Regions from separate parts of the Mus musculus genome. Here region 2 is linked to region 1. Evidence: chromatin loops called from intact Hi-C (ENCODE). Cell type or tissue: left cerebral cortex. All regions are shown on one strand. Links, peaks and the distances in the headings refer to the core of each region. The heading gives the core; the rest is flanking DNA.

Region 1 (16,788 bases), core at 4,782-12,781:
TGTCCTGGAACTCACTCTGTAGACCAGGCTGGCCTCAAACTCAGAAATCTGCCTGCTTTTATTTATTTATTTATTTATTTATTGCCTTTTTTGGCTCTTGTACTTTTAATTATCTTTTTTTCTCTCTTATGATGATTAAAACAAGTTTGTTTTTTTTTTAAGAAAAGTTTTATTTTTGTTTATGTGTGTGTGTGTCTATACCTTGTATATGCTGGTTCACAAACAGGCCAGAAGAGAGCATCAGATCTCCTAAACTGAGAGTTTTGGCAGTCATAAACCACTGCCTGGGAACTGAACTCGGGTCCTCTGGAAGAGCAGCATGTACTCTTAACCACTGAGTCATCTCTCCAGCCCCCAAACAGAGGTTCCTGATATTGCTAAACAAAATGTCTTCATTTTAATATATTCCAACTTACTTGTCTCTTGCTTTATAGGGTTTCTTTTCCATCATAAATTCTGTGTTTTCTTAAAACTTTTTGGTTTTCATACTTTTAGGTTATAGGCTGGCTGGAACTGGTTCAGGGAATGGTGTGGGCAGGAGCCAAGTTTCCCTCTCTTTCTGTGTTTTTGTCTTTCCTTTTGACCTAGTATCTATGTTGCAAAGTCTGTTTCTCCATTTCTCTGGAGGCGATGCTTCCCCCAGGCTGTCCCAGACTAAATGCTGCAGGAACATTAAAGCCACCCATTTCTGCAGGCTGTGGGACTGCTCTTGATCATCCCACGGACTGCCCTAGAATGAAGAGTGGCCCTGGCCTCTTCCTAGCCAGTCTGCTTTCCTTCCTCTCCCAGGGCCACGCAGGTGAGGCATAAGGATGCTCTCTGCCCCCTCACGTTACCTTCCTCCAAGGAGCATCGTCAGGCATGTCGGATCCCATCTGGCATCCAAAGTGACAGAGTGGGAAGGTCTTAGAAGAAGAGACAGACAGGGTTTGGGTTGACTTCAGGGCATAGAGAATGGAGAGAATGACTGAAGGGTGTCCTAAAAAGAGAGGAACAGAAACTGCTATTGAGCACAGGGGTAGGGGTGTGGGAGGGGGTTTGGGGGAAAGGGGACTCCAGGATTAGATGTAATGGCTGTGCCATTGAGGGACAGCTCATTTGACAGAATCACTGAGGACATAATTTCTCCGATAATTAAGGTATTTTTCTGGAAAAATTAACACCAATGTTATATTTGCATTAGTGTTAGCAATATGTTCAGTGTATTTACATACTGCCTTGAAAACTCACAAAGCCCTCAGGGTGGGGAGAAGGGGACATATGAGGAAGACCTGACTTGTCACTTCTTTTCTGGGTCCATGTTGCCACCCCTCACTCCTGCCCACCTCACTTCCTTTTCCAAGGGATGAGGAGTTGAATGAAACAGTTGGTCAGGTTAGATCATCTTCAGTCAAGGTAAAAGGTTGGGGTAGTGTCCTGCCTAGTTTTAGGTCAACTTGACACTGAAAGGAGGGAACCTTAATTGAGAAAATGCCTCCATAAGATCCAGCTGTCAGGCATTTTCTTAACTAGTGACTGATGGGGGAGAGTCCAGCCCATGGTAATCCTAGGTTCTATAAGAAAGCAGGAAAAAAAAGGAAAAAAAAAAAAAAAAAAAAAAAAAAAAAAAAAAAAAAAAAGAAAGCAGGCTGAGGAAGCCATGAAGAGCAAGCCAGTAGGCAGCTCCCCTCCACGGCCTCTGCATCAGTACCTGCTTCCAGGTTTCTGCCCTGCTTGTGTTCCTGCCCTGACTTCCTTTGATGGTGAACTGTGAGGTGGAAGTGTAAGAACCCTTTCCTCACCAACTTGCTTTTGGTCATGGTGTTTCCTTGCAGCAATAGTGACCCTAACTAAGACAAGTAGCTCGTGGCAAATGTTGTGGGAGAGGTCTGAAGACCATACGATGTGGCTGTGAAGGAGGTCTGGAGTTCAGAGTCCGATGTGTTCATTTATTTGGTAGAGACACTATGTTCCATAATACTTAGGGAGGTGACTTGACATAGAGGGTAAAGGGTTGATACTTTATGGATCACAGACAAATTTTACCAGCGTCAGAGAAGGTGAAGGGAAGACACTAGAAAACAGAGAGACGGGAACATTTTTAGTGCTGTTCAAGCATGTGTATGTGCGCATGTGCATGCGCATGCGCGCATGGTAGTCTCAGTTCTCAAACACTGTGAGGAAAAAGAACAACAAAAGAGAAGTCAGAATAAAAAGGATTGTGCAGACCTTTGAGGCCTTTGGGAACTATCGTGTGTGTTCTTCCATGGCTGAGCCTCTCCTCGGCCACGAGGCACCAAGGATGGTACTAGATGCTATGTTAGGGGTAGAGAACTAAGACCTTAAGCCCCTCCCATTCTAGGATTGGACAGACAGGTGTTTATTTTAAAAAACCCAGATGGTTCAAGAGAATTTCTAAATTTGCACCATTGGGCACCAGGTTTCAAACTAAATTTGGGTTCTGCCTTACAGCCTTCCTGTTGCCCCGGGTTGAGAATAGCCTCCCACTTCACGGCCATCTGCTCCCTTCACGTCTCTGCTATGAGTGGCGTCTCCAGAGTCTTCCCACAGATAGGACAGAATCTTCAACAAAACACACAGGGCGATTTCATGTTTTCTGACAGGGGGCTCCCAGATGGGCCCCAATAAGAAAGAAGTAGTTTACACTTGATTTGATAGAATGGGACCCTCTGTCACTCTTGTGTTGAGCTGTGTCTTGTACTGCACAGTCCAGGTCTATGCATCTAGGGGTCTGACTTCTCAGAATTCTTTTTCATAAACAGGCAAGTGCTGATGATGGCCGTCTGCCCTTCACTGTCAATCAAAGCTTCCAAAGTCCCTCTGTCCTAGGTACAGTTGGCAGAGTGTGGTAGAAAACCATTTAGGGGTATGTTTTTGTTAGTAACCTCTCCGTCACTGTAACAAATACCCAGTTTGTGAAGAGGAAAGTTTTATTTTAGCTCACAGGTATAGAGGGCTCAGTCCATAGTTATTTGCTCTTGGTTGCAAGCACATTATGGCAAAGAGGGATTTTTAGAGCAGCGCTGTTCACCCCATAGGTAAGGTACAAGAACAGGAGGAAGATAAGGGGTTGGGATCCCACGAGCCTCTTCAAGGGCATGTCCTTAGTGACTTGAAGACCTCCCACTAGGCCCCCCCTCTTAAAGATTCTGCCACTCAACATCCTGGGACCAAACCTTAGTACATGAGTCTTTGAGGGACATTCCAGATCTCAAGCAATAGCAATATATATTTTTTTGGTTTTGTTTTAGAGATAGACTCTCATATTGTATAGATTGGCCTCATGTTCACCATCTTCCTTCCTCACATCCCCAAGCAGTGGGACTCTAGGTATATACCCCATGCGGTCTAATATCTTTAAACACACATTTTCTCCCTCTCCCTCTGTACTGGCTAGTTTTGTGTCAACTTGACACAGGCTGGAGTTATCACAGAGAAAGGAGCTTCAGTTGGGGAAATGCCTCCACGAGATCCAGCTGTAAGGCATTTTCTCAATTAGTGATCAAGGGGGGAGGTCCCCTTGTGGGTGGTGCCATCTCTGGGCTGGTAGTCTTGGTTCTATAAGAGAGCAGGCTGAGCAAGCCAGGGGAAGCAAGCCAGTAAAGAACATCCCTCCATGGCCTCTGCATCAGCTCCTGCTTTCTGACCTGCTTGAGTTCCAGTCCTGACTTCCTTGGTGATGAACAGCAGTATGGAAGTGTAAGCTGAATAAACCCTTTCCTCCCCAACTTGCTAATTGGTCGTGATGTTTGTGCAGGAATAGAAACCCTGACTAAGACACCCTCCCTCCTTCTCCCTCCCTTCCTCTCCCTCGCCCCATGTGTGTACATGTGCACATGCGTGCACACATAGTTGCATGTAAGAGTAGAAGTATGTACATACTATATCGAGCTATAGAGGTAGGAGGACAACCATGAATATGAATTCTCATCTTCCATTTTCTTTGAGTCAGGGCCTCTTACTGTTTGCCACTGTTTATGCCAGGCTAGCTGACCCATGAGCTCCCAGGACTCCTCTGTGTCTATCTCCCACCTTGCTGTAGGAGTACTGGGATTACAGATGTGCACTGTGGTGTCTAGCTTTGCTCTGGTCCTCACACTTGGATGGGAAGGGTTTTATCCACTGAGCATCTCTCTAGACCTTTTCCTTTTGTAAAGATGACAAAAATAGGCAACGACTTAGCTTCAGCTCTGATACCAGTTTTTTGAGGAAAAGACTCCTTTATTGTTTCCAAAGCACTTCCCCTGGATGGAGTGGCCCTCACCACTCCTACAGACCTTGAGGCAAATCGCACTGTAGACTTTCTTGGCTTCCCACTCCTTGATTCCCTTTGACAACCCAGCATTTTCATCCTAGTGAGCTCAGGGTGGAAGGAGAACTTAAAGGCCAATTTGAAGAGAATAAGAAGTCACACAATGGACCCACATGACCAGAGGCACTGAATAGAGTTGGGTGTAGGCGTCACCATTTGGTTTGCCTTGATAAAGTCAGATTCAAGGTTGGAGAATTTATCATGAGCCTCAGACTTTCTTCTAAGCACCAGATGTCAGGGTTATCTTGCCATATCCCACTAACTGCTCAGATCATATGCCTAAGGGGAATTGTCCCATTTCGCTTGACACCAGACTGGGTTCTGAGTGTAAGAAGGAATAATTATAGCTCAAATAAATGTGTAACAATACCTAGACATAGACAGCTCACCTGGCTTCTGACAGATTCTGTTTCAGAGAACCAGAGCAGTGTCACTGGAGCAGACAGCCCCCCCCCCAAAGCCATGTCCTCATCCCTCATGTCCCCTATTATGCATGACCCTGACACCCAGTGTGAGCAGATTTGGAAATCGAAAAAGTCCAGCTGATTCATCTCATCAGAGGTTTTCCTCCACAATGGCAGGCAAGAAAACAGATTCCCCAAAATAGAGTTTTCAGCGGTTGGGGCACATCTTGGTATGTAAACCTGAGCTGTGAACCACGTCTTTCCCTGGTGTATTTCTCCTTGTAAAGAGCCTTGTAATGAGGACTTAAATATTCACTGTCTGATGGTGTACCCAGAGCCATGCCCTATTGGCACCAGACCTCACAAACTGAACGGCACTGAAAAGGTGCAATGCATTATGGGAAACAAGTGGGGTGGGTACATCTCAAATTTTGTTTCAAAGATACGGTTTTGTTTTGTTTTGTTTTGCTTGTTTGTTTGTTTGGTTTTTTTTTTTTTTTTGGTTTTTCTACTGGGCCTTGAGTCAGGTAGCATATGAAGCCAGAACTCACTATCCCCAGCCCCTCCCTCCCCTCTATGTGTGTGTGTGTATGTGTGTGTGTGTGTGTGTGTGTATGTGTGTATGTGTGTATGTGTGTGTGTGTGCTGTCTTCCTAGGACTGAATCTGCCACTGTCAAGACTCGGCTCTCTCCCCTGGCTGCTAACCTTTCAGAGCCTGGGGTATATCATGCTTTCCTGGAAAGGTTTTTCCAAGTCTTTGTGGCAGCTCCCACTTCTCCCTCACATCAATCAGCACCAATATACGTCTTGCTAAGGTGTAGTCCCCATGCTTGGCACACAGTAGGTGCTTAATGGATGAGCTGATAAAGTGCTATCCTGTGTCTCATTCTCCTCCTATGTCTGACACTGTTGAGACCAAGTCACGTTCCCTTTCCTGTCTCCTCTGTCTTTTGTCATTCACTTGCCTTACAGAATGCCAGCAACAGCTTAGCTTTTGCTTAACCTTCTGCCTTAAAAAAAAATGACTTTAATTAACTTAGAAATTTGACTGGGTGCCACTTCTCTGAAGTCTTTTCAGGTGAAATAATACAACTCTGAATGATTTGCTTCTTCCTTTGTCTTCCAAGCAGCTTCAAGGCTATCGAAAGAGGGAGAGAAACTACAGACAGACCAGTGCCACACCTTCATGGCCACAGTGTCAGCTCTACTGTGATACTCTTTGCTTTGTGGCTCTTATCGTGGCAGATGCTTTCAAACTGACTTGGGGTTGCATATTATTGGGGTCATAGCTCTAAGAACAGACATTGAGAAGACCCTGTCTTGCTTCCTTCTGTCTACTATGCGACACACAGATGTGTCCTATGCACAACTTGAATCAGGCAGACTGCTACATTGCAAAACCCACCACAACCCCATTGTTAGTCCTTCCTGCATAGACCTCCACTTGTCTCAAGGTTTTCCCAGAAGGACAACTTTCTAGTTAGATACAGAACCACAGGAGTGATCAGTTGGAGGAAGAGACTCATGCCCGGAAGTCTCTCTTTAGCTAAGCTGGTCTAATGAACCTGGTGGGAACCAGGGTTGGGGTCCTTGCCTCTCCTTGACTTTGAATAGACCCTAAATCCTATCCTATGTCATTCTTCAGCCTGTCAGCACTCATTTGATTAGCAAGAAAACCACTGCTCACTTTTGCTTTAATTTTTAAAAAAATATTTCCAGTGAGATAAGAATTAGAAGAAGAGTGGGAAGCTGAGGCAGCCAGTCACCATGTGTTCCCCTAGTCGCCACCCCACTTAATTGCTTTGATTAGATATTCATGAAGAACAGTTGTGAGATGCAATGCGTGTAGGTTTCAAATAGAGGAGACGTGTGTTGGGCATTACCTCCTGCCCCTGAGTCCTTCAGAACTCCATCTTCTTCCTCAGGTACTGCCAGTCTCCTGAATTTTGAGTTTACGGCTCACTTCCTTTTCAAACACTGTTTTTTGTTTGCTTGCTTGCTATATTCCTGAAAAAAAAATCTGTGGCATAGTTTTGCATGTCATTAGACTGTGCAAAGTGGAAGCATAAGGTCTGTGTTTTTTCTAACTTGCGTTTCCCACTCAGATAATTTGTCCTTCCGAGTCACCCGGTTATTGTGCGTCCCTGTTACAAATTCCTATTTACTATTCACATAAGGCATATTCTAATGAGGGAGGATTTCTGGACTGTTTCCATTAAAAAATAATTGTAGACAGGACTTTCTGTGGCCACTTTTACATGTGTCCTGACCTGGACATGTACTGAAGTTATGTGGGGTTTTATTTTAGGGGGTATGTTTTAATGGCATATTTGCATCATTAGTCTCTCTCTGAGACTCATGGTTAGGAACAGCTAGCCTGTGGGTTCCTGGCCATGGCAGACGGAATCACTGTTTTGTTCTCTCAAAAATAAGTGATCTCTGGTCTCCTGGCTTTTAAAATTCTAATCAGGTAGGAGTCCCTTTCATTGGAATAGTATCTTGCAGTTGATTAGAAACCAGGCATTCCTACAGCCAGAACTGTTTAATATGAAGTTATTCAAGGAGTTGCTGAGGCAATATTCTGAGAGTCTGCCTATAAGTGTGTAGCACTTGGAACAGCAGTGGGGCCAGCTGCTAATCTTGTCTCTATTATTCTACAAGTGTGCACGTACGGGAGTTTGTGGAAGGCACTTCTCTTCCTCAGGGCACGTTGGCTAGTTAAAGCAGCGCTTACAAAAGACACTTAAGAAAGAACGGAGCTTAGGCAGTTTTCTGTGGCTGCAAAGAAACACCATAACTAAGACAACTTATAGAAGAAAGAATTTAATGGGGTTCACAGTTCCAAAGGGTTAGAGTCCATGATCACCATGGAGGGGAGCATGCTAGCAGACAGGCAGGCATGGCGCTGGAGCAGCAGCTGAGAGATTACATACGTATCTGCAAAGAGGGAAGGAGAATGGGGAAGGGAGGGAGGGAGGGAGGGAGGGAGGGAGGGAGGGAGGGAGGGAGGGAGGGAGAGGGAGGGAGGGAGGGAGAGAGAGAGAGGGAGAGAGAGAGGTGCTAACTGGGAATAGAGCAAATTTGAAAAATCAACTCACATATCTTGGGGTTTTTTAAACAGCAATAACTATGCAAACTTGGCTCAACTCTTGAAGTCATTTCTCCAGGGGTTGGGATGTTTTTAGACATTATGATCCCTACTTTAGTATGCACTTTTCCCATGCACGTGTTCGTGAGTGCAGGTGCTTGTAGGATCCAGAAGAGGGCGTCAGATACATTGGAGCTGGAGTTATGACAGTTGTGAGTCAACAGTGTGAGTGCTGGGAACTGAACTCGTGTCTCTAGCCCTACCTGCCTTTATGTTTGCTTCTAATTCACCCCCTATTGCCTGTCTTGGTAATCATCATTATCATCAATTATTATTATTATTTTAGATTATTTTATGCATATGCGTACACTGTTGCTATCTTCAGACACACTAGAAGAGGGCATCAGATCCCTTTACAGATGGTTGTGAGCCATCATGTGGTTGCTGGGAATTGAACTCAGGACCTCTGGAAGAGTAGTCGGTGCTCTTAACAGCTGAGCCATCTCTCCAGCCCCTGTTGGTTTGGCCTTTTATTGCTGTAATAATATGCTTAGCCAAGCACAGTTTGAGGAGGAAAGGGCTTATTTCAGTTTGCATGTTCTAGTCCATTACCAAGGGAAGCAGGGCAGAAACTCAAGACAGGAACCTAGATTCAGGAACTGAAGCCGACGCCACGGAGGAACACTGCTTACTGGCTTGCCCCTCATACCTTGTTTAGTTTGCTTTCGTATACCATCTAAAATCTGCCCAGAGGTGGCAACCCCTTTACCAGTGTGCTGGGCTCTTCTGTCTTAGTTATTAATCAAAAAAATGTCCCATAGACCCACCAGTTTGTGGAGGCTATTTCTTGGTTAAGGTTCCCTCTTCTCAGATGTGTCTAGGCTTGTATCAAAGGTGACAAATCCAGCCAGGACACTGATCTGTTCTTAGTGTCTAAACACACAACACATTTCTCTCAGTCTTATTGTCTTGATGATTCCAGAGTGTCCCGACCAGCTGTAGCCCGGGCAGGTAACGCCCCACCATGTTACACAACCTTCCATCACTGTAACAAATCAAAGACAGTCAGCTTCTAATGAGAGGAGGTGGATTTGGGCACACAGTGGGGGTGTTGCCAGTTCATGCTTGTTATAGGATCCCTTGCTTCTAGGCCTCTGATCTAGGGTCAGATCACGGTGAGTGTGCAAGACAGAGTAGAAGTTTCCACATCATGGTCAGCTTGTGACACACAGAGAAGGAAGAAGGGGTTGGAGTTCCCCCCTGAGTGCATGTTCCCAGTGACCTGCAGACTTCCCACGAGGTCCCACATCTTAAAGCTTCTATGGTCTCCCAATAGCACTTGACCTGGGGAGCAAATATTTTGACATGTGGGCCTTTCAGAACATTCCAGCACCCCAGCATGCATCCCTCCCCACCCCTCAGCAAATCCCTTCTGGCTCCCCGTCTCCTGGATTCAGAAACCTTTCTCTTTGCCAATCCTCTTATTTTGGTGGGATGCACGCATCCTTTAATGCTTTGCACCGCCTTCAGAAAGGTTGCATAGGAAGTGTTTGGAGATCTTACATGTCTATAAATGTCTTTGTTCCGCCCACTCGCTTCATTTTAGCTTGACTATATAAAGTCTGGATTACAAAACATTTTTCCAGGCACACTTATTCTCAAGTTCCCAGTGCTGCAATTGAGAAGAAATCTTGACTTGTTTTGAGGTAGGGTTTTGCTATGTTGTCCAGGGTAGCCTAAGCTCTGGACTCAAGGGGTCCCTCTGCCCCACTAGGGCTTCTGGTCGGATCCACAATGTATGACTCTCTTCTTTTATTTTTCATGCTTTATCTTTTGAAATTTGCTGACCCCCCTCTTTTCTCAGAACATCTGTAGCATTATCCCTTATTCATAATGGAGTAAAATTTCAGTGTATGTTTCTATTTTCGACTGTTGCATTGGGAGCCTCACAGGGCTAGCTCAATGTTCAACCCCATGTCTGCTATCCTGGGAAACCTCAATGATCCCTTTCTTCACAAAATGAGCAGAGAGCAGCCCACGATGCTAAATCGTTCTTTTTAGATGTTGGAGCTTGTGAACAGTCTTGTTTTTGTTTTCTTACCTTTTCTTTCTCTTCGCTCTCAAGTTTCCCATAGACTCTTTGGCTGCATTTCTGAGAGTTTTTTCTTTTCTTCTTCCTTTTTTCCAATGTTAACTTGTTACTACTGAGATTTTCTTTCTGCCATGTTACTTTACGTTCCTTAGCACATGGGGGATGTTTTAGGGTTTATTTTTGTCTCCCCATAAATCCTGCCTCCTCTGGTTTGGCGTTTTCTGCTTGTTTGTTCTGACCCCTCTTTCCTTCACCTGACCTAGGTCCCTTTCTGTATGTCTGAGAGAGGTCTCCTTATGGTTAGCGGGGATTCACATGTGCTGGGTAAGGTGTGGAAGGTGGTCCACTGAAGTGATCTGGCTGGAACATTTCCGTGTGGGGCTTTCTTACTGTCAATGTCTTTAGATCATTATCTTTGGACCAGCTTATAACAGGAAAGATGCCTCCCATATCCTGTCTACAGGGTAATGTCTGCCTAATACACGGAAGTGAGTGGAAGCAGGCCTGGGTAGTAGAGGTGGCTCTCAAGGGTATAGACCTGCTATGTATGTTTTAATATGCTATCTCTCACCACCACACCCAGTACCTCAGTGTTTTACACCCCAGACTCAGCCTTGGGCCTCTAACAGAGATGAATGAAGAGTAGCACTGGGTGAAGGAAGGGTTGGGATCCAACTGCATCTTAGAGTTTCATGCAGACCCCCATGCTCGAGCCCTACACCCAGCCCCCTCCCAGGGACCTGTTGAGGGGTCAGCTTTCTTAGCTTATCCACCCGCTGCCTAGGTTTTCTTTCCATTTGCTTCTGACTCTGCCCCATTCTGGGTCTTCTTTATGGTTTGGTGGGGTTTGCAGAGACAGAAGGAGCTGTTTTTAGTCTGCTTTGTTCATGTTGGTTTATTAGTTGAAACAGGGTCTTTCTATGAATCCAAAGGTGGTCTGGGACTCACAGTCCTCCTGCCTCAGTGCTGGAGTTAAAGATGAACTACCAGTAGTATATCATCTTCAATCTTCCTTGTTCTCCCTTTAAAAATGATGGTAGATTATGAAATAACGGGCTTCGTTGTGATATTTTCATACTTTTCTCATGGTTACCCTACCACCACCTGCCCTACCCTTGTTCTCCTTCTGACGATCCCTCCTCCCCAAATAGTCCTCCTCCTGCTTTCATGCACATGAGAGAAAATGTGATGTTTGGCCTTCTGACACCCATTAATCTTCCCTTGTTCCCCCTCAATCTCTCTTTATATCCTTTCTCCTCTCCTCTCCTTCCATGACATATCCAGATTTTTTGATACCTGGCGGGTGGTGGTGGTGTATGCCTTTAATCCTGGCACCATATTTTCATATTTCACACACACACACACACACACACACACACACACACACACACACACACACATACACACACACACACATATATATATATGTATATATATATATATATATATATATATCTCACCCCCCACACTTTTTTTTTCATTGTAGGGAAAACACTAACAAGCCATCACTCTTGGCTTTCGTGGGTCTCTTGGTCTGCTAATTAGCTTGACTATATAGTTTGGCTAGTGGACTGGTACACATACTACTCACACACATAACAAATTGCTTAATGCTCTTGAGAAGGGACTATGAAGGACTGTACTCATGTGCACCCTCTACCATTTTTTGAGACAGGGTTTCTCTGTGTAGCCTTGGCTGTCCTAGAACTCACTTTGTAGACCAGGCTGGCCTCGAACTCACAGAGACCCACCTGCCTCTGCCTCTCAAGTGCTGGGAATAAAGGCGTGCGCCACCACCACTACCAAGTTCATGTGCTCCCTTTTAAGGGAAGCAAGTTGTGTTACTTTTTTGAAAGTGGTGCCTGTGGTTTATGTCATGGAGGAACAAAGGAATTGTCATTGTGTGGGTCCAGAATTTGTTTTTGCCTGACTGGCTTTTCAGAGGTGGCAGACATTGTTTTCCTTTTCTTGGGAGATGACTTGGCAAGGCCATGTTTAGTTCACTTGCTTTGCTAAGTACCTCCAGATATGGCATTTAGGTCCCCTCAAGTTTAGAATTTGAAGCATAGAATGTTTATATCCAAATATAAGGAGGAGGAGGAGGACTCTTGGAGGCTGAGAAGAGGTTGCTGAAGGTACAACTCCTGCTTCACATTTCCAGACTCAGCTAGGAGTGTGTGGCTGTAATATTAAATATTTATCTCTGTAAATGACAGGTGGATGTGCATCATATAGGATCAATGACCAGAAACATTAAATTAAAAAGCAGACAAGCTGTGAGAAGGTCAGGGAAGGTGGCTTTTCTTTCACGCATCTTTGCTTTATCATTCAAAATTTAACACATTTGGTTTTGGTATTCAGAGGGCTTGAGGTGCCCATGTCCTGTCTTGATATCTCTTCTGCCCATTCCTGAGTTTATTTACTTCTTTTAACTGCTATTTATAATTTTATAGGTAGCCACAGGAGGTTAGTCCTTAAAGTCTATTAGTGTATTGACAAGGTTTATGGTGAGCATTTTCTTATCATGTGTGGACGGATATGGTTGGGCTTTTCTTCCATAGGGTTTGTCTATGGCAAGCATATTGTATAAAGATGGAGAATAACAGCAACAACAACACACACATACACATATACACACATATACATATATACACAGACACACATACACATGCATACACACACATGCACACACATATACACAAACACACACATTCATATATACATACACACATACAGATACATGCACATACACTCACATACACACATACACACGCATACACACACATACATACACAAACACATATACATACACACTTTTCCCTCCTTAATATAGCTACCAACTTGTTTTTAAGGCATCTCTAGTTTGCCTTCTCTTGATGTCACATGGCTGTGTGACCTCAGCTGATGTGTTTCTGGGGTTCACAAGTGTTCAAGGTGATAGAGCTTAAGAACACACATGACATATCTCATGACATATCTCAATGACCTGGAGCATTGATGGACTCTATAAGCAGATTATAGAACATTAAAACATATTTCTTTAAAGCTTACATTCCAAAGAAATTACTCAAATCACATGAGTCCATCTAAGCATTCTTTATATCCTGATATATTTATCTTGATATGTATCATATATCAAACCACTGATATCGATGGTTGCTGGGATAAAACAAGGTGAACAGAAGCAACTTATGGAACAAAGAGTTTATTTTGGCTCATGCCTCCTGATAAGAGTCCATTGTGATGAGGAAGCTTGGTATGGATGCAAGATTACCAACCATCGGGTGTGGCCTCAGGAGGCTGAGAGCTCACATCCTCAACGGTAAGCATGAGGTAGAGAGAGTGGACTGGAAGTGTCTGATGCTTTTCATCTCAGAGGCTGCTCCCACTGACAGTACTTCCTCCAGAAGGGCTGTGCCACCTGAACACTCCCAAACAGCACCACAGCTGGGGACATTTCTCATTCAAATCACCATCCCATCCCAGATGGTAACTCAGAGGCTGGGAAACATTTCTAGCAGTGAACAGTCACAACTGGTCAGAGAAGGCTTTCTGGAGGCAGGGTATGAAGCAGGATTTGAATTTTAGAAAATTTTGAGCATATGTCAGAGAGGAATACGTGTTTGAAGAGGTTCCAGGGGAGGGGATGCATCAAGCCAGGCTGGCGGGTGACCAGGAGAGTCCACTGGAGGACTAGAGAGGGTCAACCATATAGTCAGCCAGGAATGTGATACTTTGACAGAGGATGAGCTTAGAGACCGGGTTGTTTGGTTCAGTGATTCCTAACCAGAGCATTTTAAAGCTACCCTGGCTGGGACTCGACCCCAGAGATTCTTGTTCAAGAGGGCTGGTGTGGAGTTGAAGGGATCTATTCTTGGGAAAAGCTCTTCAGCTAATTCCATGGCATTCAGTGGCAAACCCCCGTGAAATGGGGGTGGATTGCAATAGCTCACTTTCAAAGGAAGGAAGCTGGGATAAGAAGGGTTAAAGCAAGAGAGAGACTGTGTGAAGCAAGAACAAACAGGAAGTGAGTCAATGGGGGACCACGCTCTACTCCAGTGTGTCCCTCAGATTAGCACAGGCTGGTTGGTGTCCAACTTGTTCACAGCTGTGTCTGCCTCACTTATAACTCCACCCCAGGAAGTAATTACACTCACTACATGGTTCTTTGAGAAATTCATAATAGTTTTTTAAAAAGAGACATTTTCAGCACATCATTATTGCTGGTGTTACTTTTATTTGTAATGCTATAAAAGCAATTATAATTTCTCCTCTGTATTTCTATTCAGTTATTCCCTTTAAGAGTTATAACATACAGAGAAAAGACATTAGGAAAAAAATCTTCAAGTTTCTGTTGGATGGAGATAGACAATGCCCATAAACAACACAGCTCTAACTTGTCCTTGAATATCTTTAGAGTAATGGGAGACTCAGAGATATTATTATGCTCGATCATATTTAAGCCAGCTAGGTACTTCTTAAGTGCATTTAAATCTTGTTTAGAAACTAGAAAAAAAAAATAACTGGTTCCACCACAGATCCTTTCTGTCAGAGCACAATGTTTCATTAAAAGGCAGAGAAAAGAGCTGATGTAAAATCTTCCCTTTTTGGGATGCTGATTCTTTTTGTCATAGAACAAAGACTGACTGCTAGAAATATTTACATATGCAGCCCTCAGGATCGAAAAACTTGAATTTGATCAACAGACACATCTACCACTTGCTATATTTTAATTTCACCCCCCATGACTCAGCATTTCTAACTTGTCTTTGAGAAATTGAAAACAAAGTTTTCTTCTTTGTGAAGTGCTTTGTTTCTTTGGAATTAGTCCTAGTGTGTGGCATGTTTTCGCTGCCTTTCTATTGCTGGGAAGAGGCACCACGACCAAGACAAGTTTTAAAACAAAGTGTTCAATTGGACTCTTTGCTTACAGATTCAGAGTGTTAGAGTCTGTGATCATCATGGCACGGTGTGTGGCAGCAGGCTGGCAGGCATGGTGCTAGAGAAGTATCTGAGAGATTACAGCTGGTCCACAAGGTGGTGTGTGTGGGTGTGTGTGTGTATGTGCACGAGCATGTCTGTGTTACTGAGAGTGGCTTGAGCTTTTGAAGCCTCAAAGTCCACCCCCAGTGACACACTTCCTCTAACAAGGCCACACCTACTCTACTAATTCTTCCCAAACAGTTCCACCCACAGCTGGGGACCAAGCATTTGAATATATGAGCCTTTGGGAACTATTTTTATTCAAACCACCACATGACATAATTATAAGTGACTGTGTGGTATACCCCCCATACCCCCCCCACACTCCCCAGTGTAAGACCATGGACGTCTCAGAAATGCCATGTATCCTGGCTCTGCATCAGTCTTATGAAGGACTGCTCAAGGAATGTTGCAGAGAACCTTGCCTTTGGGCTATAAGATTCGCAGCAATTACGATGTCCAACCAAGATTTGTCTTTTGAATATGCTCCGTTTATTCACACAAACATTTCTTCTAATAGCATGATAATATACAAGTTAAGTAGCTGTCTTGGCGGTGGGAGCAGTTATTTGGGCAGAAATGCCACTGCAAGGTTTCACTGGGGAATCTTCTTGGTGAGCATGATTTGGAAGTTTCAGGCTTGATTCATGCCCATCGTGAAGTCTTGTAGCTATGACAGGCTGGGAGGATGGTACTGGTGGAGGTCTCAGGAGGTTTTTGAGATCTAGGCCAACAGCTAGGCTGGTGCTGACAGGTGGGCCTGTGTGGGCTCAGTGGCAGTGCCACTGTTCAGTTTAGTTCAGTGGGCACTGAAGCTAGGGCCAAACACAAAGTCTCAGGTTCTCTTGCTGATGAGCATCAACAAAGTGGTCAGAGAAGCTGAGTCTTGGGAGCACGGTAGTGCCATCCCAGAGACAATCCCCAAACGTCCAGTTTTTGTATCACTTCACTCTGGAGGTAACTTTGCCCTATCAGGCTTCACAGCTTGGTCCTGGTTCACCAGCAGATCAAACACCACCTTGGGCTTAGCTCATTAGCATATCAAGGCCTGTGTGTGTGTGTGTGTGTGTGTGTGTGTGTGTGTGTGTGTGTGTGTGTGAGTGAAGTGGGGGTGGGTAAGCTCCTATCTAAGCTGCCAGGTGGCCTGCCAGGGGCTTGCTTCTGAGGTCTAGCTCTTATCAGAGCCACCTGGTGGCAAGCTCAGGCATCATATGATTTCAAGTCACGTAAAACGGCTTTTGAGTCTTACGAATTGGTTTTTAAGTTATGTTCCCAACAAGCGTGTTTAGGAACAGGAGTGTTACCAATCGGGCAGCTGGTGTCCTTATTCTCTACTGGGCTAAGAATTGTCAGCAGACAAGGAGAGGCTCTGCGAGGGCTACCTTTGGGAGGTTTTGCATTCTTTGGCTTTTATCTGCAGAGTACAGTGGCAGCTGGCAGGCAAGAGCAGTAGGTGGTGTTCTCTAGTGTTACAGCTCTCAGGCTGGCCCAGGGTCATGGGGCCCTGGGCTCTCTAGGTGTCAACTGCGTAGAGTTGACAATCCAAGGCTGGTGTTCTACCTTCCTGAGCTCCTGTGCGAAGGATATCCAGGGTCTTCAGTCCTAGAGACTGACAGTTCTTTAGGATTCTCCTGGTGAACAAGGTGTGTAGTTTCTCTTCTCCTGCCTCCTTCTGCATCTGCAGTCCTTGTTTCTGCACTGGCTCTCTCTTTCAAACTGTCTGCTTGTCTCCTGTCACTATGGCCGATCTCATGGGTGCTGCGTTTGGGAAGCTGCTACCCACACTCCTTTGCTGCTGGAGTTTCTGCTGCTCTCATCAGCTGGTCATGTGGCTCTCTCTCTCTTCTATAGCTGCCAGTGAAGCCAGCTGTTGTGCCACTTTTGTGGCTTGGCTTGCTGAACATCAGA
Region 2 (16,788 bases), core at 4,627-12,626, 52 kb before region 1:
ATAATTAAATTCCAGCCACGTGGTAAGGCGGAAAGTACAGGGAGACCCCTCTGTACTGGGCCAAATAAGTTCATTTGCTCATTAATGGCTCTGAGGTCATGGAGCAGTCTCCACTTTCCTGACTTTTTCTTAATTACAAAAATTGGAGTATTCCAAGGTGAGGTAGAGGGTTCAATATGGCCTAATTTTAATTGTTCCTCTACCAGTTGAATCACAGCTTCTAGTTTTTCAGAGGATAGGTGCCATTGAGGAACCCACACTGGGTCCCCTGTTTTCCATGGTATGGGTCGTGCTGCCCCAATGGCCGCTAAGGAAAAACCCAGACCCTGTCTGTCTTGGTTTCCATTAGGTGAGATGGGCTCTATCCTTCCCTGTTCTTGATGTCCTAACCCTTTTCCTTCTTTATAACCCATCTTTGCCATGATATTTTTTGCTTTAGCTGAATACCCTCCTGATGGGGCGTTTTCATTGGACAAAATAAGGCCCAAATGCTGCATAATATCCCTTCCCCAGAGGTTAACCGGGAGTGGGAGCACATAAGGTATGAATTTCCCTTGCTGTCCTTCAGAGGATTCCCACGTCAAGGCAACGGAGCTTATAGTGGGACATGATTGATATCCTAGGCCCTGTAATGAATGAGATGACTCTGTGGTGGGCCATGCTTTGGGCCACCAATGTGTAGAGATTATACTTTTATCTGCTCCGGTATCAAGGATGCCTTCAAACTCTTTTCCGTTGATCTTAAGGCAGAGCTTAGGTCTATCATTTAAAGATACAACCAAATAGGCAGAATCATTTCCTGAGGAGCCCATCTTCTTTATCTCAGGTCCTGCAGATTTTTCTCTGGTATTATCAGGGAGGAGCAGCAGCTGAGCTATCCTATCTCCTTTACTAATAGAAAAAACGCCTTTAGGGCTTGAGCACAGGACCTGTATTTCAGGGGAATGTTGACAATCCATAACTCCAGGGTGGACTACTAAGCCCTGTAAGGTGAGTGAACCCCGGCCGAGAATAAGGCCCATGGTTCCCGGGGGCAAGGATGGTATAGGCTCCACCGGCACCGGCTGAATACTCATTTGAGGCATTAGTAGGAAGTCGGAGGCGGCACGCAGGTCCACCCTTGTGGGTCTTCCTGGGTCGCCTCTCTGACTGCTTCCTGGGTCCTGACAAACCGGTTCCCATATCTTTGAGGGCCCTGGGACCGAGGGCCCGATGACCCGTTTTTTGGCACATCAGTTGATTGACTATCAGGTGGGGGAAGGACTCTGCCCTTTATATCCCTCACAGAGCGACACTGGTCAGCTCTATGATAACCCTTGCCACACTTAGAGCAAAGAGTGAGAGTCCCTCCCTGTTTATCTGGAGCTCTGCAATCTTTCTTAAAATGCCCAGGCTTTCCGCAATTAAAACATGTCCTCTGATCATTTCTGCTCATGGAGCGGTTTTGGGATTGAAGGATGGCAGCCGCTAAACCTGCATTGCTGAGAGGTCCCCCAAGCTCTCGACAGACCCTGAGCCAGTCTTGTAAGCCTTTGTTCTTTCTTGGGGCTATGGCCGCTCGGCACTCCTTTGTGGCTTGCTCATAGATTAGCTGTTCTATCAGAGGCGCAGCTTGCTCTGACTCTCCAAAAATACGCTCTGCTGCCTCTGTCATTCTGGCCACAAAATCTGAGAAGGATTCCTGAGGTCCCTGGATTATCTTTGTTAACTGACCAGTGGTTTCACCTGCTCGAGAGAGCGCCTTCCAGGCCCTAATAGCCGTGGAAGAAATCTGGGCATAAGCTCCCCAATGGTAGTTTGTCTGATCAGCAGAATAAGCTCCCTGACCCGTTAACAAGTCAAAAGTCCAATCTCTCTGCTCTGGAGTCAAAGCAGCTGCGTTTGCTCGGGCCTGCGCTTGTGCAGCTTCGTGCCAAAGCGCTCTCCATTCCATATATTTGCCCATACTAGGGAGAGCGGCTTTTATAACCGTTTGCCAGTCAGCAGGAGTTAGTGCCATGCCGGCAAGCCTGTCTAACTGCACCAAGGTAAAATTAGCATTGGTTCCGTATTTACGGACCGACTCGGCAATTTCTTTAATTTGTAAGTATTCTACCGGAGCGTGGACACGCCCACCCTCGGCTCCTTCAAAGACCGGAAATGCCTGTTGTATTTTCCTTTGTTCCTCTCTGGGAATGAATGAGTCTGCGCACTGCCTCTCTGCGCACTGCCTCTCTGCGCATTGCTGACGCACTACGCAGGGCGGGGACTCCGCATAGGGCGGACCTTGAAGCCGACTGCCCTGAGGCCAATCAGCAAACTGGCCTTCGCCAGCCGCTTTTGGCTTTTTTCTTGACCAATTAGCTGGCTGGTAATGGGCTGCTTCTTCCTCCCAGTCTGTTTCCTCAGAGGAGAATTCTTCATCTGCTTCAGAACTACTAAGAGCTGGCTTCCTGAGCTCATCTAGTGACGAGTATCTCCTAGAGACCTCCGCTAATTGATCTTTCTTCTTTTCCCTTTTTCCTCTTTTTCTTCTAATCTCTCTCCAGGTATTCCTACCTAACCTTAACTTTTCCTCGGGTTCAAGACCCTTGGAAAGGCCTGTATACTTATTTTGTGTACCATATTTTCTCTTTGCTCCTACTCTCTCTCCCCGCTTTACTTCTGATAGCTTGTCCTGAATTTCCTCTAGAATTTTCAGCCCTATCTTAATCACTTGATAACATGTGAAAAGGAACAAAAGGGCTCCTAACACCAGAAAAAATTCAAGGCCAAACATATTCCACTTTACTTCTGATAGACTGTCTTGAATTTCCTTAGAAAGTTCAAGATCAGACTTACCTCGTAAAGCTGTACTCACTGGTACTCTCGTTCCCCAGCTGAAAAGTTCTGAATTCATACAGTTGAATCCTTCTTAACAGTCTGCTTTACGGGAACCTTTATTACCGCGACCCGCAGTTCTGGTTCTGGAATGAGGGATCTTCCTTGCGCCAGTCCCGAGTTTTTTTCTCGTCCCGGAATTCGGCACCAATTGTTATTAGACGCGTTCTCACGACCGGCCAGGAAGAACACCACAGACCAGAATCTTCTGCGGCAAAACTTTATTGCTTACATCTTCAGGAGCCAGAGTGCAAGAAGCAAGAGAGCAAGAAGCAAGAGAGAGAGAAAACGAAACCCCGTCCCTATTAAGGAGAATTATCCTTCGCCTCGGACGTGTCACTCCCTGATTGGCTGCAGCCCATCGGCCGAGTTGACGTCACGGGGAAGGCAGAGCACATGGAGTAGAGAACCACCCTCGGCACATGCGCAGATTATTTGTTTACCACTTAGAACACAGCTGTCAGCGCCATCTTGTAACGGCGAATGTGGGCGCGGCTCCCAACAGTCTGTCAAGAGCTGTGCACGTGAGACTGAGAAGCAAGGTCAGAGAGAACAATCAGCCCTTGCCGTCCTCGCCGGACCTTGGCCTCGATGCCACAGGTGGATAGACAGGAATTTAAGACTGGGGCTGGAGAGATGGCTCAGCAGTTAAGAGCACTGACTGCTCTTCCAGAGGTCCTGAGTTCAAATCCCAGCAACTACATGGTGGCTCACAACCATCTGTGATGGGATCTGATGCCCTCTTCTGGTGTGTCTGAAGACAGCTACAGTGTACTTACGTATAATAAATAAATAAATCTTAAAAAAAAAAAGAATTTAAGACTGGGTTCTGGGCCTGTACAACTAAAGCCCACAGACTTGTGGGACTGTGGATTAGGGGGTCTCTCACCAGGCTCCCCACAAATTCCCATGACTGTCCTCATGCAAATAGGTGCCTGCTCTTCTTGAGGTGGTCACAGAAAAACAGCTATTCTATGCCACCGCAAGCCCAGCATTTACACAAGCCTGGCTGTGCATGTAAGATAGAGGACCAGAGGACATGGCTGTTCCTGAAGGAGATCTCCATTTGCCTATGGAAGGAGACATCTTCACCAGGGCTTGATGTGAGGGTGGGAAGGCTGGCATCTTGCCACACTGCACCCTGAAGCTATTACAGCATGTGGGGAGACGCTACCTCAGCTCTGCTCAGGCTGGAGCCTGAGTCTCAGATGCACTCTCAATTCAGCTTGTAACTGTCAGTGTGAGGTCAGGCCAGGCACGGTCTCCACCAGTCTGTCACGTGCCCTTCTGACTTTTAGGAGGTGACAGGAGGTGCCATTAATTCATGTTTGTCAACTGCTCAAAAGTCCCCAGACAGAAGGGTTGCTCATGCAGAGTGAGGCCTGGGCCGGTGAAGCTCTGTGACAGCTGAGTGGCCGCACTGGTGTCACCATGTCACATGAAGACACTCATCATCTCTGCTTCTTCTCTGGAAATATCAGTTAGGAAAAAAATTAAATATAGAGCCACACAGAAAATAAGATAACGAACAGCCTGTTATCTTTAACCCAAAATGAATAAATATCAACACTTTCACAATTAACATTTTACTAGAATGAGAGAGAGAGAGAGAGAGCATGCCCGTGAGAGAGCAAGCTGTGAATAAAATCAAGGACAGGTGGCTGTTGAGCAAAGACTCTAATCTACCTTTGGTCCTTAAAATAGTCTTACTAACAACATTCTACCAATGTATTTTGGACTTCAAAAACTTCTTTTATGATTAAATTTCAATTCTGTGGTGTGTGTGTGTGTGTGTGTGTGTGTGTGTGTGTGTGTGTGTGAGCAGCCGACCCTGGTTCTCTGGAAGGAAGAACAGCAAGCACCCTAATGGCTGAGCCATTTCTCCAGACCCACTGACCCTTGTTTGTTTTGAAAGACAGGAGTTAAACATTTGCACATTCTCACCGTACCCCACCCACCAGCCTGTCACCCAGGGTGACCACTGTCACCCAGGGCGCGTGTCCTCTATGTCTACCTTCCATGTGTGTAATCGGACAATGCTAGTGGACAGCGTGGGGTTGGGACCAGTCAGGGCTGAAGACTGGGCCTTTTGCTTTAATTGTGCTCTCTGGTCTCTGTGAACCTCAGTCCCTCCATCTTTACTCCTCTTCTACTGGGGTAGGTTTTTGACCTACAGCATTGCTGTTTCTCTGGGGAATGGAGGCAAATTGCTGGGCTCAGTAAATGGTAGCAAGTACCACTGGCCATTTCACCCTTTCTCCCTCCCCTCCCCTCTCCTCCTTTTTCCCCTCCCCCCTCCTCTCCCCTCTCTCCTCTCCCTCCCCTCCTCCTTTCCCTTCTCCCTCTTTCCCACTTTCCCTCTCCCTTTCTCCTTTCTCCCCCCTCCTTTCTCCCTCCCTCCCCTCCTCCTTCCCCTTCTCCCTCTCCCTCTTTCCCTCTCCCTTTCTCCTTTCTCCCCCCTCCTTTCTCCCTCCCTCCCCTCTCCCTCTCTAGAAAGTTCCTGGAGAACAAGGACCCTGTCTAAAGCCCATATCCCTTTGAGCCACTCCTGGGGTCCCCAGGTCACTGCTAGGCTGACTGGCTGATCCTTACAGAATGTCTGGAAGCTTTTCTGTGTTTGTTCAGGCTCCTTTGGGGTTAGCGCAGAAACCAATTCTGCTTTGGGGACACCCAAGAACTCTGAGTCTAGAGAGGAGTGACTGCCCTAAGAGATTTGGAGTTTTTTTCCCAGGTCCTGCTTCTTCTCAGGCTTCAGGTGAGCAGTGTAGTGGCGTGGGAGAAATACTGAGAGCCACGCGGTTTGTTGGCACTTCTAGGCTCCACTCGGTTTCCTTTGCTTTCTTGGATTCTAGCCATTGAGGGTTCAGGTGCCTTTCTGCAAGATCCAACCCTAACCTAGAGCTCGCCCGCGGTGAGCCTCCAGGGCACCGATGTCCGTCTCCGACAAGGGACAGAAGGGGGCGACAAACCCGCACAGTTGGCCGGCGGACCATGCCGGGCAGTGCCTGAGCCCAGAGCCATTCTCCCCCTTTTCCCTGGTAACTGGACACTTCTTGTAGATTCCCACAGCACACAGTAGAGTGCACTCTTTGTGAAAACACCCCCGCCCCCCGCCCCCCCCCCCGCCCCAGGCCTCGCCTTCACAGAGTAGCAGAGGCTGTCACCCTACACAGCAGAACCATCTTAGATTCCTGTTAGTTCTTAAAGCAAGGCCAGAGCTTAGGACCCCAGGGGTGATGCTCTAGGGCAGAGGTGTGCTTGTCCAAGTCCTGCAGTTGTTTCAAAGGCTTTGCAATGATTTCATTTGTGCACAAGCTGGGAATAGCTGCAGAGTTTTGACCCCAAGCATTTAAGGTCTTTTAGCCCAGGCTGTCCTTAGCACATTTCTGAAACTCCATCTCCCCAGTTGCGGACACACAAATCTAGCTATCTTACGTTTACTTAGTATTTTAACACCCATTTTTGTAAAAACTACATAAAGACACCAACTATCCAAATGCAACGTTAATATTTTTGAAAATTATATATTAAAGAATTAACATCAGGCAGATGAGATGGCTCAGCCTTTAAGAGCCGGTACTGCTCTTGCACGAGGGGCAGCTCCCAGCTGTCTGCAACTTCAGCTTCCGGCTCATCTGAGTCCTTGGTTTGTCACAGGCACCTGCACTCATGTGCACATGCCTGCCCCACTTTGCACATAATTTAAACACATCTTAATTAACATCAACATAGAAGTGCTCCCGGAGCTTCCCCCCCCCCCCCCCCCCCCCCCGCCGGCCACTTTTGTTTCTGCGTCTGCACAGGCCAGAGGACTGGTCTGTCTCTAGTTCTTCCATATCTCAGTGAGTCACAGAGCTGGAATTTGACTGGGGTCTTTATGGCTCCAAAGGGCTAAAAGTCCAGTTAAACTAGCAGATCTCTGACAGGGTTGGGAGGCAGCCACCCATTTATGGTGCTGGCAGCAGCTGTGTGTTTGGACAGATGCTGATGGTCCATCGCTATAGGGTGCCTTTGATCTCTCCGGATATTTATGTTTCTTATGATTTTTTTTTGTGATAAGGAATTTAAAATCTCTTCTAACTACTTTGAATTATACAATAGAATACTGCTATGAACATTGTCCTGTGTAATGAAGTATCCGAACCCTTTCCTCCTGTCTGGCTGAGACTACGTATCCTATCCACTAGCCACTCTTTTTAATGCCTCCCCCCAGTGCCTGGGTCCTTTCCCAGCCTCTGGACCACCATTCTAGTTTCTACTTCTGTGGGCTCAGCATTTTCAGCAGAGTGAAAGACGCAGTGTTTGTCTTTCTGTACTTGGCTTAGTTCCCTGAATATTATGTGCCCCAGGTCCATCTGTGTTGACCACATGACAGCCCGATTACATTTTAGAGCTGAATAGATATCCCATCCTGTGTGTGAATGTAAATGTGTGCATGTATGGGAAAGAGAGGAAGATGCCACACAGCTTCTATGAGAAATGCTCATTCTGATCATTTCCTATATGTATGTTCGTCAGTCAGTCAGCCCATCTGTCTATGTATGTATGTATGTATGTATGTATGTATGTATGTATGTATGTATCTATCTATCTATCTATCTATCTATCTATCTATCTGGTGGTACTGTGATTGAACCCAGGGCCTTGTGCTGCTAGGTAAGCACTCTACCAAAGCGCTATACCACCACTTGGATTGATTGACTATGGTTTGTTACTGTTTCTGTGTCTTTGCATGGTCTGGTGTTAACCCCTTATTGGCTGGGTAGTTCCCAGAGCTCCACTCTGTAAGTCGCCTCTTCACTCTGACAGTTGTCTGTCTTCCGTGCAGAAGCATTCACTGTGACCTCATCCCATTTGTCTAGTGTTGATGTCTGTGCTTTTATTCCCATGCTTAACAAAAATACTTGCCCAGACTTCTGCCATAGGACACTGGCCCTATTTTTTATTTAAACGATTCAGGGGTTTTACATTTAAGCCTGACTCCATTTTGAGTTCCTCTTTATTGTGCTGGGGTTGAATCCAGGGCTTTGCACATGTTAGGCAAACATTTTACCACCGAGCTACATTCCCAACCTATTGATTACATTTTTGAGCCAGGTGGTGGTGACACATGTCTTTAATCCTAGCCTGGTCTACAGAGCTATGTCCAGGACAGCCAGAGGCTACACAGAGAAACCCTGTCTTAAAAAATCAACCAACCAATCAGCCAACCAACCATTCAACCAAAAAAAAAAAAAAAAAAAAAAAAAAAATCCAAAGGGTATGTATGTCCTTGGCACCTTTGTTAGAAATTAGGAATTATTTGGCCATGTGTGCTTTATTTCTAGGTTCTTCCTACATTCCATCTGTATTGGCTGGTTTTGTGTGCCAACTAGACACAAGCTAGAGTTATCACAGAAAAAGGAGGAAATGTCTCCTTGAGATCCATCCCTAAGGCATTTTCTCAACTAGTGATCAAGGGGGAGGGCCCATTGTGGGTGGTGCCATCCCTGGGCTGGTAGTCCTGAGTTCTAAAAGAAAGCAAGCTGAGCAAGCCAGGGGAAGCAAGCCAGTAAGAAACATCCCTCCATGGCCTCTGCATCAGCTTCTGCTTCCTGACCTGCTTAAGTTCCAGTCCTGACTTCCTTTGGTGATGAACAGCAGTATGGAAGTGTAAGCTGAATAAACCCTTTCCTCCCCAACTTGCTTCTTGGTCATGATGTTTTGTGCAGGAATAGAAACCCTGACTAAGACACCATCTGTCTGTCACCGTTTCTGTATGCCAGTACCAGACTGTTTACATTACTGTAGCTTAGGAATATGTTTTAGAGTCATGTCTTATGGGTCCTCTAGCTATATTCTTTTTGCTTAAGATCATTCTTTTAAACCATTTTCCTTTTTTTCCACTGAGGATGTGAGCCTCCCTGGCAAGAACGGGGAGGGTTTGGATGAGACTTTCTGAGGGGGTTAGGAAAGTGGCTCCCAAGCCCATTTTGTCCCCAATGTCAGCAGCAAGCAGTATTGAATGTGACCTCATGGCAGGTATATGTGCATTTAATGCAATTCTGTGCCTCTATTATAGCAGCAATATGTTATGCACATTGTAAAGCACATGTTTAAGTATCAATTAAAAATGTGGGAAAGATAATGCAAGTGTACTTTGCAATGTCCTGCTTTACTACAGTCATTAATGAATATCTCAAGGGCAATTTATACTTCGGATTAGATTTCTTATTCCCAATATGAAAAGCAATATTTCAAACCGAGCTGGTAACTTACACACTGTTAACTTGTGAGACATGAGTGCTTGTCATCGTTGTCCCTTGTAATGTGACGGATTAAAGACCTCCCTTCCTCTCATATGCCTTGTCTCACATAATTACTACTCAACCAAGATTTTTTTTTAAAGAGAAAAAGCATTTGTACTTCTTGCACATTTTGAGATGTTTGAGGACTTAAGAACTAGATCTTGGGTAGAGCCACTTACTCGGGTTGTCTGTGAGGGTCGTCTTTCACTGGAGAGAAAAGCAGGGGTGAGGCTGCCACCTTCCTCAGAGCCCCTCAAGATCCTGATGGTTTGTGAATGATGACAGTGGGACCGTGTGAAGCTGTGAAGACCACTGCTTATAGACCATTCCCTGCTTTTGGTTTACAATTTTTATTGTTAAAAGTCTTTAGTTTGCGGCTGGAGAGATGGCCCAGTGGTTAAGAGCATTGACTGCTCTTTCGAAGTTTTCTGAGTTCAAATCCCAGCAATCACACATTGGCTCACAACCAACTGTAATGAGATCTGATGCCCTCTTCTAGTGTGTCTGAGGACAGCTACAGTGTATTCATATACATAAAATACTTATTTATAGTAGTGAATACATCTTTGGGCCAGAGCGAGCAGGGACCGAGCAAACAGAGTTGACCAGAGCAAGCAGAAGTCCTAAAATTCAATTCCCAGCAAACACATGAAGGCCCACAACCGTCAGTACAGCTACGGTGTACTCATATACATAAAATAAATAAATAAAATAAATATTAAAAAAAGTTTTTAGTTTGTTGGGCATAGTGACACTGCCTTTAATGCTGGCACTCGGGAGGCAGAGGGAGGCAGATCTCTGTGAGTTTGAGGCCAGCTTGGTCTATACAGCAAATGAGGCTCCAAGCCAGTCAGGGTACAGCAGTGTATACAGCAACTGAATCCAGGACAGCCGAGGAGTTCAGAGGAGGCATTAGATCCCCTAGACCTGGAGTTACGGACTTGTGAGCTGCCCATGGGTTCTGGGAACAAGAGCAGCGGCCAGTGTTCTCAGCCCCACCCCCATCTCTCCAGCTCCCACAGAATCTTTCCATTTCATGAAATCCCATTCACCACTTCCCGTGCTCGTGGGCCCTTCTTAGACAGTACTTGCCTGTGCCTACATCTTAAATATTTCCCCAGTTTTTCTGCTTCCGTCTCTAGGTGTCAGGTCTCACATGAGGGCATTTAATCTATTTTGAAATGATTTTTTTTAATGGGCTGAATGATAAGAATCTATTTTCATTTTTCTGTTTTCCTAGGGCATCTATCATAGAGGAGGTCTTTTTCCTTTTTCTTTGGCACCTTTATTGGAGGTAAGGTGGGTTTATTTCTGGGTCTGCTATTCTATTCCTTCAGTCTGCCTGCCTATTTTTGTACCAGTACCATGCTGTTTCTGTTACTATGCTCAGAGGTATAATTTGAAGTCAGGCATTGTGATCTGTGCTCTTGGCACACGGTCCTCTATGCTCTTTCTATGTGGAATTACTTTGGCTCCTTGGGCTCTTTAGTGCATCTGTGTGGATTTTTGGGTTGTTTTAGCCAGTTCTGTGAAGAAATGTCATTGTTTTGATGGGGATTGCATTGAATCTAGAGGTTGCCTTTGATAATGTAGACACTTTCAAAATACTAACTCTGCCGATCACAGGCACAAGAGGCTTCTCCGTCTTCTGGTGCTTTCTTAACCTTTTTTCTTAGAGGTTGAAAGTTTCCATTGGCGAGTTCTTTACTCTCCTTGACTAAGTTCATTCCAAATTGTTTATTTTGAAGTCATAGTGAAAGGTATTTTCCCCTGATCTCTTTCTTGGAAGGTTCATTATTGGTGTTTAGAAAAATCTACTGAATTTTGCATGTTGATTTTGTGTTGTCCCAGGACATTTTTGAAAGCATTTTTTTTTTCATATCTGCAAGTTTTCTGGTTCGGGGATTTTTAAGTATAGGAGCACATGGTATGAAAATAGTGACAATTTGGCTTTTCCTACTTATATTTCCTTCCTTTCTTCCTTTCTTTCCTTCTTCCTTCCTTCCTTCCTTCCTTTCTCTCTCTCTCTTTCTTTCTCTTTCTTTTCTTTTCCTTCCTTCCTTCCTTCCTTCCTTCCTTCCTTCCTTTCTTTCTTTCTTTCTTTCTTTCTTTCTTTCTTTCTTTCTTTCTTTCCTTCTCTCTCTCTCTCTTTCTTCTTTCTTCCTATTATTTTATCAATGTTGCTAAGACTTAAAGCAATACAAAAGCTGAGAGGATGGACACATGGTCTCATTCCTGTTTTTTTTTTTTAAGAAGTAGTTTTATTTGTTAATAACTTTAAAAAGTTAATGAAAACAGAACACATCATTTCTCCTCTCCTCCCTCCAATTACTTTCATGTCCTCTTTTCAATTCCTCTCATGTCCCCCCTTTCTTCCTTTCAAATCCATGTCTTCTTTTTCTTAGTTATTATTATATATTGGGGACTTGTCCTTCTCTTGATAGTCATTTGTTGCCTATAGCTTTTTATTTAGGGTGGCCCCTTGAGATTTCCTCCTTCCACACAAACACGTCTATCGGTGTTGTCATTGTTTGGATTTTGTGGCCATATTGTTATGGTGTCATGGGTGTAGCTTCTCTGTCACTTCTAGGAGGCAGAATCATACAGCAGACTCCTCATTCCTCTGGGTCTTGCAGTCTCTCTGCTCCCTCTTCCTTGGTGTTCTCTGAGCCTTAGGTGTAGGAGGTAGTTGTGTTGCAGATGTACCTATCGCGCTGAATGCCCCATGATTCTCTATATTTTGTTCAGTTATGACTTTCTGAGATGGTCTCTATCTGCTGCAGAGAGAAGCTATTTTGATGAGCAGTGAATAGCTACATTTATCAGGAAAACGAGACTTCTAAACAAGAAATGCTTTAGAATTTTTCCCAGTTACTATAATTTGGCTGTAGTTTTCTGGTATACAGCCTTACTATGCTGAGATATGTAAATGTCGCTTTTACTTCCTCTGATGAAGTGATGAGATGAGAGCCATACCCAGGCTGTGCACACACACAGCTTGGGCTGAGCCCAGAGCGTTTCCTTCTCTGTTCTAACTATCCCTAGGCCTAGGTCTGGAAGCTTCTAGCCTCGGTACAATCTGATCTTCCAAGCTGACGGATTCAATTTGGCTTCTCTCAGCTTCTGACTGAATTGCTCTACCTGGCCTTATACTAACTCTGGAGTCTGATCTAAGCTTCTGGCTCCTTCTCATTCTCTGGCTCATTCTGTCTTCAGCCGTGTCTAGCTAGTTCTCTCTGCAACCTGTCTCTGTAAAACTGTTCCAGTAAAAAACTGGCGTACACACACATTGCACGCCATATACCACCTCTCTCTCTCTCCCTCTCTCTCTCTCCCCCTCTCTCTCCCTCTCTCTCTTCTTTTAAGTAGCCTATTTGTAACTTGAATTTTTTCAGTTTCCACTTCAGTATTTCCTGTGCTGTTCTTATGTGAGTTGGGCATATCCTATATCTGACTTTTACTGTCAAGTCTTTCTCTGACGCATCACTTTGTCTATCCCTCAATTAGAGATCCCTTTCAAACATGGCCGCTTTCTACCACAAACTAACCTTACCTTAAGTGTTTGGGATTAAAGTGTGTATTAAGGTCATGTCTATATTCCAGCCAGAGGCACTAAAGGTGTGTGCTAAGGTGTATTCCAGCCAGGTCGTACTATAATCCAGGTCGTGTCTGCATCCCAGCTGGATCATAGTCCTGGATGTGGTCCCTTGCCAGAACAGCCATGTCCCTAGATTAAACTTCCTCCTCAGAGATATATTATTTGAATTCCTAGTTTCTATCATGAAGGGGTAATGAACTTTGTCAAGAACCTTTTCTGTATTTATTGAGATGATTTTGTGATTTTGAGTTTATTTATGTGCTAGATTATTACATTTTTTGTGTACAAAGTGAAATGCATTCCTAAAATGAAACCAACTTGACTATAGTGTACGATCTTTTAAACATATAATTGAATTCATTTTGCCAGTGTTTTATTGGTTATTTTCTTTTTATTTACATCTGTGTTCATTGGGGGAATTGGTTTATAGTTTGTTGTTGCTATATCCTTAACCAATTTTGATATCAGGCTGGTACTGACTTCGTAAGATGGGTTTGCTGGCGTTCCCACCCTGTGCATCTAATCTGGCATCAAATCCATATGATCTGAGCTTTTCTTCGCTGGGAGACTGTTTAACACAGGTTCAGATTTGTTCCTCACTGTAGATCTTAGGTTGCTAATATCTTCTTGATTTAATTTTGATGTGTCACAATATATAGAGGAACCTATTCATTTCTTCTAGATGTTCAATTTTTTAGACTACATGGTTTCAAAAATGCTCTCTGGTGATCCTCTGGATTCTAATGGTATTTTTTGTAATACCAATCCCTAATTGTTTTAAATTGGCTTTTCCTCTTGTATTTGGTTACTATGGCTAAGCCTTTGCTAATCTTGCTTATCATCACAGCAAATTTAATATAAAACTCTTTCTGGCAGAGTTTTGGGTGCATTTTCTACCTTCCATGTTTAGGAAGATAAACAGGAAATTCTTTTAAAGGCATAAAAGGCAGAAAGAGGAGGTGCTGGCTCCTGTGTGCATATGGGCGTTTTGCCTGAATACATGTCTACATGCAGTGCCCAAGGAGGCCAGAAGAGGGTGTTAGATGCTCTTCAAACAGGAGTTACGATGGCCATGAGCTGTCATGTGGGTGCTGGACCTGAACCCGGGTCCTCCACAAGAGCAGCCAGTGCTCTTAACTGAGGAGCCATCAGATTTTGCTTCTTAATCTAGGCAGGTAGTGGACATGTTTTAACTGGAGCACCAACACTGTTTTCGTGGAGCACCATGATTGACGTGGATTTGCTGATTGCTGTGGTTTTGGCCACACCCTGACCTTCTCTTTCTCTCCTATGCAGCTATGGATCTTCTTACTCACTGATTTAGACATAATCGATTCTCGTCTAGTTCTCATGTATTCATCTATATCTGTCATGACATTTATTCTTTCCTGTGCTCTCATAATTGAGATTGTTTTACTTCCTCGGTCTGTAAGATTTTTCCCTAAATAGCTTCTGTAATGCTGGCTTGGTGGTCCTGAATTTCTTTAGTTTGTTTTTTGCCTTGAAATGACTTTGTTTTTCATATATGTGTATGTATTTGATGTATATGTATATATGTATACATACAGACTTTCTATGTATCCCTGAATGGCTTGTAACTCAATATGATACCCAGCAGGAAGTGCTCCTAACTACTGAGCCATTTCTCCAGCCCTAAAGTTGTTGATGAATTTTAAAGTAGTCTTTTGAATTCTTTGCCCAGCATGCCATCCATGCCTGTGTTCTTGTAGTCAGCATCCGAGCATCTGATTAGGAAGTTAGGGTGTTGTCTTGCTCATCCCTGTTTCTTTAGTTTCTGTTTTGTGATTCATGCATCTCTTGCTATAGCCATTTCTTCTGGTTTATTCTGGAGTATTTTCAGTGGCAGGCTTTTTTGAGGATCAGTTCATAATATTAAGCAAAATGAAGAAGATAAACAGTGGTTACAGCAATAACACCAAATAGATAAAACATTTTGGTAGTATGGTAAAGAAAACAAATGCACAGACATTAAATAAAAGTTAAGAAGAAGACTAAAAGAAAAATCTTTTAAGAAAGCAAATAAAAGCTGTGACAGCCATGGAACTAACGCAGAAAGAGCGTGAACTGAGTCGCTGGGCTGCTGAAGAGATGGAGGTGCCCCTAGCAGCTCGCCCCCTGGAGTCGATGCTGCGTAGGCTGTGTCTGAGTCAGGGCGCTGACATCTGGGCCTACATTGTGCAGCATGTGCGTAGTCAGAGGAATATCAAGACGATCCAGGGAAACCTCCTCTGGTATGCCTATCAGGACAATCCAAAGATCCATCGGAAGTTGGAGCTGGAAGCTACTGCGGCCCGCCTTCGGGCAGAGAACCAAGAGCTAGACCAGAGCCTGGAGCTGATGGATCAAGAGTCTGAAGCTCAGGATGTAGCCATGACACAGACACTGCAGAACCTGAAAGACACCCAGCATCGAGCTCTTCTCCTCCAGGCCCAAGCTGGGGCTGTACAAAGACAGCCACGTGGGTTGCAAGACCCCATGCAGCGGCTGCAGAATCAGCTCAAACGTCTGCAGGACATGCAAAGGAAAGCCAAAGTGGATGTGACCTTTGGACCTGTGGTGTCAGCAGCCCCAGCCCTAGAGCCTGAGGTGTTGGGTGATGTCCGGGCAGCCTGCACCCTCCGAACTCCTGCAGAACCTTCTGACTCCCCGGGCCAGGGGAGGCAGCATCCTAAGCCCTTGTGATGACCACGTTGGAACATCCTATCAGCAGTGGCTGACCTCAGTTGAGACACTGCTGACAAACCACCCTGCGGGCCACGTCCTGGCCGCCTTGGAGTACCTAGCTACAGAGCGGGAGTCAGAGATCCGGTCCCTGTGTTATGGGGATGGGCTCAAAGAAGAGGAGCTGTCCAGGCCTCAGGCACCAGAATCTTCAAACTCCAGCCAGGTTCTGCTGTCCACTGTCCATCTCATGCAGGAGGGCTGGCAGGCTGTAGGTGCATTGGTTACCCAGAGGAGTGCACTCCTGAGTGAGAGACAAGTCCTGACTGGCCGCCTCCAGGGCCTAGTGGAGGAGGTGAAGAGACTTTTGCTGGGATCCAGTGAGAGGAAAGACCTGCTGCTGGGGCTTAGGCACAGTGGCCTATGGGCAGAGCTCAAGGCTCTTCATGCCCAGAGCCAGGAACTGGAGAGTGCAGTTGGACAGCGGCATCTTCTGCTGTGGGAGCTGCAGGCCAAGAGGCAGCGGATCCTACAGTGGCGTCAGCTGGTGGAGGAGAGGCAGGAACAGATCCGTCTGCTCATCAAGGGAAACTCAGCCAGCAAAACTCGCCTGAGCCGGGGTCCAGAGGACCCTGATTGACCAGAAGCTTGTCCCCACCTCTGAAGCTGTGGCACCACAGAGCCAGGAACTACTGCGATGCTTGAAGGAAGAAGCCAAACATCTGCCCCGAGTTCTCCTGGGCCCCCTGCTGCCATACCATGTCAAAGGGCTGAAGCCATTATCCAGGATTCTACCATCCATCCATCAGCTGCACCCCACTAACCCAAGGGGCTCCAGCCTCATCTTGCTGAGTCACACACTGGGACTGCCTGTGGGGAAAGCATCTGAACTACTGCTTCCAAAGGCTGCCTCTCTCCAACAAGATCTTCTGTTTCTCCAAGACCAGTTGGGTCTCCGAAGAGGAAATCTCTGTGTGAAGACCAGTCTGCCTCCGGGACCATCCACCCAGGAGCTGCTGCAGATGCAGGTGTCCCAGGAAAAGGAGCAGAATGAGAACGTGGGGCAGACCCTGGAGAAACTGTCAAATCTGCTGAAACAGGCACTGGAGCAAATCCCTGAGCTACAGGGGATCGTACAGGACTGGTGGGAACAGCCCAGCCAAGCTGCCCTCCCTGAGGAGATCCGTCAGGGCCTGTCTCTGCCCCAGTGTCAGCTGCGCTGAGTGTAGGCCCAGGTAGCGCTGCAGCAGCCATACAAATGAAGAGGCGGCTGGAAGCAGAGTCAAGACATGCAATTTAGCCCGGTCTCTGCACCTACTGTATCTATTCAGGAGACTGAGGAAAGAGGCCTGCTGTTGATTT

The links. Hi-C counts contacts between places; a loop is a spot of excess contacts. Peaks named below come from ENCODE experiments on the same cell type or tissue, not always from the same donor. Only the 100,000 strongest peaks of a DNase experiment are listed, where the experiment ranks them.
Region 2: it touches region 1 in a loop (2.3-fold over the local background); 3 of 42 quality-filtered maps call a loop at or near these places.

What each region holds. Positions count from the first base shown.
Region 1 is chr1:181,318,863-181,335,650 of GRCm38, forward strand. No RefSeq gene overlaps it. Among named protein-coding and RNA genes, the nearest start is that of Cnih3, 25 kb to the right of the region's middle. In left cerebral cortex, for the core only: a CTCF peak has its summit at 8,008 (motif pointing right); DNase peaks (open chromatin) are centred at 9,365, 9,939 and 10,428; H3K27ac peaks cover 787 bases.
Region 2 is chr1:181,267,244-181,284,031 of GRCm38, forward strand. It overlaps the pseudogene Gm8146. Among named protein-coding and RNA genes, the nearest start is that of Gm39718, 12 kb to the right of the region's middle. In left cerebral cortex, for the core only: a CTCF peak has its summit at 5,809 (motif pointing right); DNase peaks (open chromatin) are centred at 5,837, 8,275 and 8,608.